Regions from separate parts of the Homo sapiens genome. Here region 2 is linked to region 1. Evidence: read pairs that join two places in POLR2A ChIA-PET (ENCODE). Cell type or tissue: Panc1. All regions are shown on one strand. Each heading gives the region's core, and the rest is flanking DNA. Links, peaks and the distances in the headings are about the cores only.

The links. ChIA-PET counts read pairs that join two places held together with the same protein. Peaks named below come from ENCODE experiments on the same cell type or tissue, not always from the same donor. Only the 100,000 strongest peaks of a DNase experiment are listed, where the experiment ranks them.
Region 2: POLR2A ChIA-PET joins it to region 1 with 8 read pairs; 2 of 35 experiments call an interaction of 5 or more read pairs at or near these places.

What each region holds. Positions count from the first base shown.
Region 1 is chr20:10,248,205-10,253,587 of GRCh38, reverse strand. The region is part of intron 1 of SNAP25 (synaptosome associated protein 25); the gene reads right to left. Among named protein-coding and RNA genes, the nearest start is that of SNAP25-AS1, 31 kb to the right of the region's middle. In Panc1, for the core only: no CTCF peak of the experiment used is centred there; a DNase peak (open chromatin) is centred at 2,557.
Region 2 is chr20:10,514,176-10,519,558 of GRCh38, reverse strand. All of the region lies in intron 2 of SLX4IP (SLX4 interacting protein), which reads right to left. Among named protein-coding and RNA genes, the nearest start is that of SLX4IP, 82 kb to the right of the region's middle. In Panc1, for the core only: no CTCF peak of the experiment used is centred there; no DNase peak of the experiment used is centred there.

The DNA of each region.
Region 1 (5,383 bases), core at 273-5,272:
AGTAACAGGGATGATCCCTGAGCATGTAGAGTCCTCCCAGCACTGTATAGATCCTGGTATGTGATAACTCAGTATCATAGTCCCACCAGCTCTATGTGATGTGGGTGCCTTCATCATCCCCATTTTATAGATAGGAAACCAAAACACAGAGGGGTTCGGTAAGTAGCCTAGAGTCACATAGCTAGTAAGTGGCAGAATCAGGATTCGAATCCAGAGTCCTCATCACTGAGATACAATACCGTGGACAGAGAGCCCTAAGAGCTTATGAGATTCTGGATGTGAAGAAGCCAGGATTCCATCAGGATTCAGTCCAAGGCCTGGTGAATCCTAGTCTAAAAATTAGGACCTGCTTTAGCTCTCATCTACTCCTTGCGGTTTGTAGCTGAGGAATCAGAAAAAAGGTAAAGACAAGTGACCTGGTCAAGAACACAGTTCTGAGTGTCCTTAGGGTCTCATCCCTGGTCTATGATATTTTTTGTCTCATCGTCTCTCATTCACATAGCTCCTGAGCTACATTGCTCCTTGGAAATGATAATTAAGAACAGGTAACCTTTACTAGGTCCTTAAGATGTACCAGGTGCTGTGCTAAGCACCCAAATGCATATTTTTATTTAACCCTAGTAATACACCTATGAAACAGAGATCTATTATTATCTCCCTTTTTTTTTTCAGATGGAGAATCTGAGCCTCAGGGAGGTTTAAATATTTTGCCTAAGGTTACACACTTACTAAGTGGCCAAAACTTAAATCTCTTTGAGTCGAGAACAACTACTTTAATTAAAGTCAAGAAAAATTATCTAAAGCTTGAAAGCTAAAAAAAAAAAAAAAAGATGAGAAAATTCTTTTATATCATATTGGAACATTTTCTAATAGGACTGCCTGGGGATTATGTAATTTTTTAGGGGAATGTAACTTGTTTGGGCTTACTATTTTTTTCTAACAGCTTTATTGAAGTATAAAGAACATACAACGAATGCACACATTTATTTCAAAATCTGTTAAATTTTAACATATGTATATTGCCATGAAACCATCACTACAATAAAAGTAATAAACATGTCAATCACCGTCAAAAGTTTTTGTTATTTACCCTTGATTAGAGACCAGACTGACAAGTTACATGTTACTTTATACAAGATTGAGCACATGACTTTCATCTAGTAAAGAAGCAAATGATATATCTGTGGTAGAAAAGATAATCCCAAGCATTGTAGTTGTATGGCCTGGAGGGCATTAATCAGTTTTGAACCCAATTAAACAAATTTTTTTAACCTCCCTTTCCTGACTGACCATATAAATCTTTGTTCCTCAAATACTCTGTGAACTGACTTGATCTGCCTACTGGTTTTCTCACTAATGAAGTAAGTAAATCTCTGACATATAGTCACTATACATTCATGTGATATTCATGTGCTAACTCTGGAAATTATGCATTGCCTCTACTGAGTTTGCACGTGGGTGTCTCCGTATGTGCAGATGTACAGAATGTTTCCAAGAGCAAACCAGGGCACATAGGGCCTGTTAACTGGAGGGTGGTAGAGTTCCAGATGGTTCTAGAAGGTCGTGGCAGCCATATAAGAAAGCAAGCTTATGAACTTTGCTCATCCTGGTTTGGCATGTGCTGCTGGAGTGACCTGTCAAACACAAATGTACAGAGAATTTGTGCCTCAAGTCTCTCTAGGTTCCTGTTCTTTCCATCTCCCCAGATTTGAGATTTCCTTTTCTGTAGCTGCACAAATATCCAAAATTTCCATAAATTCACTTTCTAGGAGGAACATATGATAGGCAAACAAGCTTTTCTGGGCCTGTAGTTCATTTACCTAGAACCTTGAGGGGATATACGATGAAAACAGAAGATCTCATGAATAACAAAAAGGAAAGACAAAAGCCACCCAGGAAAGGTTAGCCTGCTTTAATCACAAGGGCAAACATGGCTCCATTCAAATAGATTTATGTGTTCCTTTTTGGAGGTAGGACAGGTTTGTTTAACATTTTCCAAGGGATCAGATCTCATGCTTATTAATCATTGCTCCTTCAGGAGCATGCCTGATGAAAATGCTTCCCTACTTACTTTTACTGTAATCCTTCCAATGTCTGCTATTTCTTTTGCCATAATATCATCCCTCAACCCTTTTCCAGCCTTCCATCCAGCCTTCAAAATTCTGAACAAATGGCATCTCCTGGAGTAGGCTGGCAGCTTGGACCAAGGCTGCCTTTGGACTCCTGTGTGGTTCTCAGGTATCCTTCCCAGTATTTCTTGCTTCATGCTACTTTGGCCTCTATGTCATCTCTATCCCCCAGGAAACTGTGATAGGTCCTCAAATTCTCCTTGAAGCACAAATTCTCCTGGAGACAAAAATACTGTGTACATTCGTGTTTGACAGGTCACTCCACCAGCATCCTTTTAGTCTGAGTGCCTACCATGCAGAAAGCAGCAAGTAAATAATTGTGAGGGCAAGGATCATGTCTCACACATCTTTATAACATTTTTTGTTTGACATGGTGCTGGGATCTTAAATTGGAGTATACAGTCATGCGTCACTTAACGATGGGGATACCTTCTAGGAAATGCGTCATTAGGTGATTTCATCGTTGTGTAAACATCATAGTGTGTACTTAGGCAAACCTAGATGGGATAGCCTACTATACACCTAGGCTATATGGTATAGCCTATTGCTCCCAGGCTACAAATCTGTTTAGCATGTTACTGTACTGAATACTATGGGTAACTATAACACAATAGTAAGTATTTGCGTATCTAAAGATATCTCAACTTGGAAAAGGTACAGTAATAATCTGGTATTCTTATCTTATGGGACCACCCATCTATCCATCATTGATCAAAATGCATAGCACATGACTGTGTGTGTTTTTTAATTGTTTCATGAAGCTTTTTGGCACCAATCTTCCTTGGACTATTTAAGGCAATATATATCAAATTAATTTGAGCATGTTAATACTTACAGGAGAGTCCAATGAGTAATTTAAAAAATTCTTTACATACTTTGCCCATTAAGCGTTAGCATCCTAGAGACTGTGGGTTAAGATACTGAGGGTTTTTGAGACTAGAGATAAATACTTTAAGGTTTCTTCCTCAGGGGACTTGGAGACCACTTGTGATCATTTGGGTGTCATTTTTGCAGGGCTTGACTAATGTGCTCAGAAAATTTAGTCCCCCACAATGTGTATCATGAGAGCTCTGGTTCTAAGCAGATGGAAGGTGATTAAAGTCTCCTGAACAGGAAATCATGAAGCCATACCATACCTCTTCCATTTACTTACACTCAACAAGCTCTTTCAGAAATGCCCTGGACGACCAGAACCAGTTCTATTTTAACATAGTTTGTGGACTTTGATTGAAAAATAAGTTTAAAAAGTAAGTAGTTTTCTGAAGAAACTGAGTTCCCTAAATAAGAAAATATAATTTTGAAAGGGAATGACGGAAACAGAGATCTTGAAAAGGTCTGACAGTTGCAATCAGTTTTTTTTCTTTAAGAAGGATGTTGCTAAAGGAGTCTAGGAATGTGGTCCAGGACAGGCAGCAGCAGCATATGCAGGAACTTACTAGAAATGCATATTCATGAGCTCCACCCTAGATCCGCTGAATTGGAATCTCTGAGGGTGTGGCCCAGGAATTTATGTTTTAATAAGCTCTCCAGGTGATCCTGATGGTCACTAAAGTTTGAGAAGAGTAGACCTTTAGGTCTAACACTAGACCTAAAGGGTTTTAACTTTCCAGAGGGTTAGCTGTTCTCCTTGGGAAGCAAAATAATTAGCTTTGCAGGGTTCTTGTTAGACTAGGGCTTCTAAAAATCACCTGGAGAACTTATTAAAACACAGATTCCTGGGCTCCAAATCTAGAGATTCTAGTCCAGTCAGCCTGTGGTGGGGTTTAGAATCAGCATTTCTATCAAGTTGCACAGTGATGCTATTGTCTGTGGCCCACACTGAGCAGGAAGGATGGACACCCAGAGAGCTCCAAGCTGGTCCTACATGGCTGCAAAAGCTACACTCCATCTAGGCAGACATCACAGAGGCTCTGCCATCACAGGAGGGTTATTTTTTTTCTTGTAAGGAACCCGCCAAAATAATACCAGTCTCTTTGCTGTTAGAAAATAGCACAGAGGTCTTTGGAACAGGTTCCCGTCAATAGCTTCAAAAGGTAACATCTTTGTGCCATTTTTTTTTTCTGTTCATACTTCACTTGATGAGATTGTCATTCCTTCAGTCAGAAACAGTCACTTCAGTATCAGCATGTGGAAGCTGCTGGGGGCAGGAATCCTACCACCAACCATCACCGATGGGGCTTCCCAGCTAGGGCTCCTTGCCAAGGGATTGAATGAATGAGCAAACAAATGCGTGGCTGCAATCCACATACCTCCCAGTAAAACCTGGCTCTCAGAGAGGCTGCATCTAACTTCTGAACTATCTCCTTAGCACTATAGCCTCACCAGAAGAAAGGCACGAGCTATCAAATGAAGTAAACGTTGGCTGTTATTGTTTTCCATGAGAGTAAACTGGAAAATGGATATAACATAGACTTGACAAGCTGTGTGTCCATGGCCTATTTATCGAATCTTTCTGAACTTCTGTTTTTTCATCTGTGAAGCGGAATTAACAGTACATACCTTGACACTGCTGTGACCAGAGTTATTCGCAGAGTGGTTGATGAACCTGTAATATCAGCCTCACCTGGGAGTCTGTTAGAAATGCAAATTCTTAGGCCCCAGACCAAATGAATCATAATATCTGGAAATGATGCTCAGCAAATTGCTTTAACAAGCCTTTCAGGGGATTCTAGTGCACACTAATGTTTGAGTAACATTGGATGTGGATCAATAGTACAGATTTTAAGGGTCAAAAATGCTCTGAGGAGTGGGGCTGCACTACTTTGAATGCTGGCTCTACTACTTACTTGCTGTGTGATCCCAGGCAAGATGTCTAGCCTCTCTGTGCCCCATTTTCCTCATCTCAAAAATGATCGTTGTTGTGGGGATTAAATGAATTAATACATATAAAGCAGTTAGCAGACATTCTGACATATAGCACATAACAAATGGTATTACTGGATATTTAAATATAGATAGAAACAAGGTCATGTTATGCCGTATGTATAATAAAATAATTATTCATAATTATTGCCTCTGCACATGAGATTATGGTTAATTATATTTTCCTTGTTATATTCCTCTTGGCCTATTTTTCTGCAATTAACACGAATTACTTTTATAATCAGAAAAAAACACTATAAAATAATTTGCATTGAAGGAGGGAAAATGTTAACAGCAAAATTACATGAGGTGTTGGGGTTGGCTATAAACTATTTTATGGGTCTCCCGGGTCTCCCTGCACCCTGTACCCTTATCCTTAAAGCCAAGTATAC
Region 2 (5,383 bases), core at 224-5,223, 270 kb before region 1:
AGAAATAAAGTACTGACACATACTACAACATGGTTGAACCTTGAAAACATTTTGCTAAGTGAAAGAAGCCAGTCACAAAACACCACGTGTTGTATAACTCCATTTATATGATATGTCCATAACAAGCAATTTTTTATAAAGACAAAAAGTAAATAAACAGTTGCCAAGGGGTAGGAGTGGGCACAGAGATGAGGAGAATGACTGCTGACGAGTATGGGGTTTCTTTTTGGGGGGGTGATGAAATGGTATAAAATTAGATCACAGTAATGGCTGCACAACTCTGTGAAGATACTAAAAACTACTGAATTATATACTTAACATGGAGGAATCTTATGGTATATGAATTATGCCTCCATAAAGCTGTTTTTAAAAGTCGATAAGGCAATGATTACACAGATGTAAATATTTGTCAAAACGTATCCAACTTTTGCAAAGACTATGACAGTGAAAAGAAAAACATTCAACTGTACATTTACATGGGTGTATTTTATTATATGTAAATCACACCTCAATAAAGCACATTTTTCATAAAGCATCTCCAATGCAATAATTTTACAATTAATTTATAACAATGTTACTTTCAGAACACCAGGCAGGAAAGAATATCAAACTCATGACTACCTTTCTGTGGCCAGCATTACTCACCTGTGTTAGGCAAACATTTTCTGCCTTCCTTAGAAAAGCCCCTAGGTCAGGAATGGTAGCTCACACCTGTAATCCCAGCACTTTGGGAGGCCAAAGTGGGTGTATCACTTGAACTCAGGAGTTCGAGACTAGCCTGAGTTACATAGCCAAACCCCGTCTCTACAAAAAATACAAAAATATTAGCCAGATGTGGTGACTCCCACCCATGGTCCCAGCTACACAGGAGGCTGAGGTGGCAGGATCACTTGAGCCCTGGAGGTCGCAGTGAGCTGAGATCGCAGCGCTGCAGCAGCCTGGGTGATAGAGTGAGACCCTGTCTAAAAAAAGAAAAAAAGAAAGAAAGAAAAGAAAGAAAGAAGGAAAGGAAGGAAGGAAGGAAGGAAGGAAGGAAGGAAGGAAGGAAGGAAGGAAGGAAGGAAGGAAAAGGAAAGGAAAGGAAAAGAAAGGAAAGGAAGGAAGGAAGGAAGGAAGGAAGAAGGAGGGAGGGAGGGAAGGAAGGAAGGAAGGAAAGAAAGAAAGAAAGGAAGAAGGAAAGAAAGAGAGAGAGAAAGAAAGAAAGAGAGAAAGAAAGAAAAGACTGGTCTCTAGTGCTGGGTGGAGAATGGTCATCCAGAGCGTCAAGACTCAGTTTCCAGCAGGAAAGCAACAATGTCCGTTTAATCAATGTGTTCTTAAAGTTAGCAAGTATATCTTCCTAACAGAACATTAACTTTTCTAAACAGAACTCTTTTTTTCCTTCAACTTTTAAGTTCTGGGGTACATGTGCAGGATGTGCAGGTTTGTTACGTAGGTAAGCGTGTGCCACGGTGGTTTGCTGCATAGATCAACCCAACACCTAGGTGTTAGGCCCAGCCTCCATTAGCTATTCTACCTGAGGCTCTCCCTCCCCCTGCCCCTCCCCACTCCCAGTAGGCCCCAGTGTGTATTATAAACAGAACTCTTAATTTGTAAACTACTATTTATTCTCGGTTTGCTTTTTGGGAGAAATAAAATTTCACCTTAAAAACATAAAATTTTCCTTCTGGAAGGAACTTGTATATAGCAAATCCCTTATTTGACAAAGGCTGAAACTAATGAAGGCCTAGAGAAGTTAGAAGACTTGCTGGGGAATGCAGGGATGATAAGCTGACAAAGCTGCTGAGCACCAGCCCAGGTCGCTTCTCCACACCTCCAGGGAGGGTGGCCCCATCATCAGCACAGATGGAGGGCTTCCTAAATACCCAAGATGCTCTCCTCACTTATTCCTCACATCAACCCTATGCAGCAGGACAATTAGCCCCTGTTCCAATTTACTGATGAGAAATGTAGCTACTGAGATGTTAGCAAGCGGCCTACGGACAAGGAGCTAGGAGTGCAACTTGGGCTGCTCATTTGTCTCCAGAGCCTGACCTTCTAACTCATAACATATGTCCGTCTCCCTAAAACCAATGCTTCAGATTTTCATTTCTTTTAATAAATGTTGACATTTTTCGTTTCTAATAAGTGGGAAGATTCTGACACATCACTTCTGTTAGAACACTCTGTTTATCCCCACCCTACATCACGTTCTGGCCTATGTCCATTCTTTGTCTTCAATCTGGTCCCTCCTCTCATCTGTCCCTGAATTTTCACCTTGTCAAGCCAGACTGAGGGGCAGAGCAGTACCCCTGGTTTCTGACAGTGTTATAAAACAAGTGTGATATTGACATTGACCCTGTGAGGGTTTGATGACAGTCTTTCTGGTATGGTACCTATGGAAACAAAGAACCAGTAAGAGATGGGGTTCAGAGAAATGATCAGTTTAGAACAATTTCTTAAATTCTTAGGAATGCTTTCTTATATGCAAGGGCTTGACAATGTAAAATGATCAGAATGTTCATACATAGTTCCTCCCATGCTCATTCAAATACATTAGTCCAGCAGGTTTTAAGTTGCAGGTTGACCTAAAAGATAATCTTGATCTCAAAATAAATCTACTAAATATTGTATAGATTGAAGGGAAAGAAAAGGAGACCTCTCTGAGAAGCAATACCATATTTGGACTTAGGAATCCACTGGGATGTAAAACATAGACAAAATTATGGGCCACTTTAGAACAAAGCTATAACAGCCCAGACATTTTTTCATTCTGTGAAAGGGAAAGATGAATAAAAGCCAATGGAGACAACCTAACCCACTTTGAAATTTTCTTTGCTGATGCCAGCAAATTCCTTCTGAAAAAAATCACAGCAGCAAACTTATTATTACTTGATATTTCTATCACAGCTGTCTTTGATGGGGTGAGCTTCTGAGGTTTTCCGTGTTAGACCCATCTTAATGAAGAAGGGCTATAAAGCAATGAATCTGATTTGTTACAAAACATCTCAGAACAGACACTTACAAACAAGCATACGTCTTAGAAGGCAGAATGCTCATTCCTCAGTGCTGCCAACCCACAGCAATTTCTTTTCTGTAACAGCCTAAGATTCAGTTTATAAGCCTCAGTAGAAGACAAACCTCATTACCTTAGAATCATACCTCAGCTTTGCTCAATAACATTAATCAACATTAATCTGTTGAAGATTAATAAGGTGATTTTCTCTGAGTTGAAAAACTAAACTTACTTTCTCTGAGCTAAAAAAACTAAACCTTTCCTCAAAGAATAAAAACTTGCTAGCATTGACATTTTGTGTATGTGTGTACCTACCCATGCCTAGGAAGGCACCACTATCCCAGATACTAAGGTGCAGATAAAAATAGCCTCACGAGGCCAGGCATGGAGGCTCACACCTGTAGTCCCAGCATTTTGGGAGGCCGAGGTAGGCAGCTCCCTTGAGCTCAGAAATTAGAAACCAGTCCAGACAGCATGGTGAAACCCCGTCTCTACAAAAACACAAAAATTAGCCAGGTGTGGTAGCACATGCCTGTATTCTCAGCTTCTCGAGAGGCTGAGGTGGGAGGATCACTTGAGCCCTGGAGGCAGAGGCTACAGTGAGCTATGATCACGCCAGTGTACTCCAACCCAGGTAACAGAGCAAGACCAAGTCTCAAAACAACAACCACAACAACAAAAAAACCTCAAGTAACATGTGAGAGAGCTGTTCTCACACAGCAAAATCAGGTGTAAAGACTTTATCTCTCTTAAAATATCAGCTTTCAGAAAGAAATAATCATCTGATACCAACCATACAAATACACCTAAAAGCAAAGTTTTTAAATTTAAAAAAGTTACCATTCAGATAGAATATTCAGGCTAGTGAACTAAATGAGCTATGCTTATGCCATGAATTTCATCCAGAAGACATCATTTCCTTCCAAATACCTGAGAAATAACAGTTTCTTAAGTCCTTAATGTATGCACACTATAATTGTAAGTGTTTTGACTGGATCTCATTTGGAGTAAGGAGCCAACACTTTTAAATAAGCCAAAACAAAGTAAAACTGGTAATTACATTATAGGACTTTATCCTTGTTTTAATACTTTCTTTCTGAGCTTTGGAAAGCAACTATATCACTTCAAAGGCACACCTGTTTCACCAGAAAATAATTTCTCAAAAACATGCTTCAGCTAGGTCTGGCACGGTGGCTCATGCCTGTAATCCCAGCACTTTGGGAGGCTGAAGTTGGCAGATCATCTGAGATCAGGAGTTCGAGAACAGCCTGGCCAACATGGTGAAACCCCGTCGCTACTAAAAATATAAAAATTAGCTGGGCATGGTGGCAGCTGCCTGTAATCCCAGCGACTTGGGAGGCTGAGGCAGGAGAACAGGTTGAACTCAAGAGGTGGAGGCTGCAGTGAGTCGAGATTGCACCACTGCATTCAAGCCTGGGTGACAAGAGTAAGACTCCGTCTCAAAAAAAAAAAAAAAAAAAAAAGCTTCAACTTACAAATAAATGTGAATTTAACAAAAGACGCATCGACCTTCAATTCTGCCCCTCAAGAGTGTCCTATTTTCTAAAATACTTCAAAAATGGCCAAATCCAAATTGTCCACATTCCCAAAGAAGAGATCTTGAAGCCAGAGAGTCCTGTGTTCCAAAGTTGGTTTTGCTGCCAATCCTACTAAAAATTGCTTAACCTGACATACAGCGGATGCAACAGGGTGGTGGGACACTTCTCCACCTAAAAAATACAAAACTATAAAGGAAATGTACAAAGCACTACATTAATACTCACCCTATTTCTGTTGTCTCTTCTTACATAAAAACTACTTTCACAATATGCTACTTGCTCCTAGGCTTATGAAGCTCAAACCTTTCAAAGCTGCTTAGAAGAATTTCTCTCAATTTGACACAAGTTAACTTGACAGAGAAGAAATACATTTTTTAACCACATTAAGGCTCCCAAGTGGCCCATTAAAAGTGTTTGTAATTATTAGTACAGTTATTAAATACTTAATGCATTGTACAGAGGGTGATCCTTCCGTGCTACAAGAACTTTAACTTCAGCATAATCTGACCAGAATGCTCAAACAGGAAAGCTAACTGTTTGCAGATTTTTGCACTTGGTGCCCTAATGTCAGTTAAAATGTGGAATACAAGAGGAAAGAATTTAGCCAAGAGCTTAACAGAACAGAGAAAGAAGTTGGGGCAAGAGTCAGGCAAACAGGAAACATCCTCTCATTTGTCCTGATGCCAAAACGAACTTAAGACAGTTGTCCTGGGGCAACATTCAAAATCTGGGAAAATGCACCAAATAGAATACACCTCAAAGGATACATTTTAAAAAGTTGGGGCCAGGAGGCATATTCACCGGTTTCCCACTCTCACCTCCCACTCCC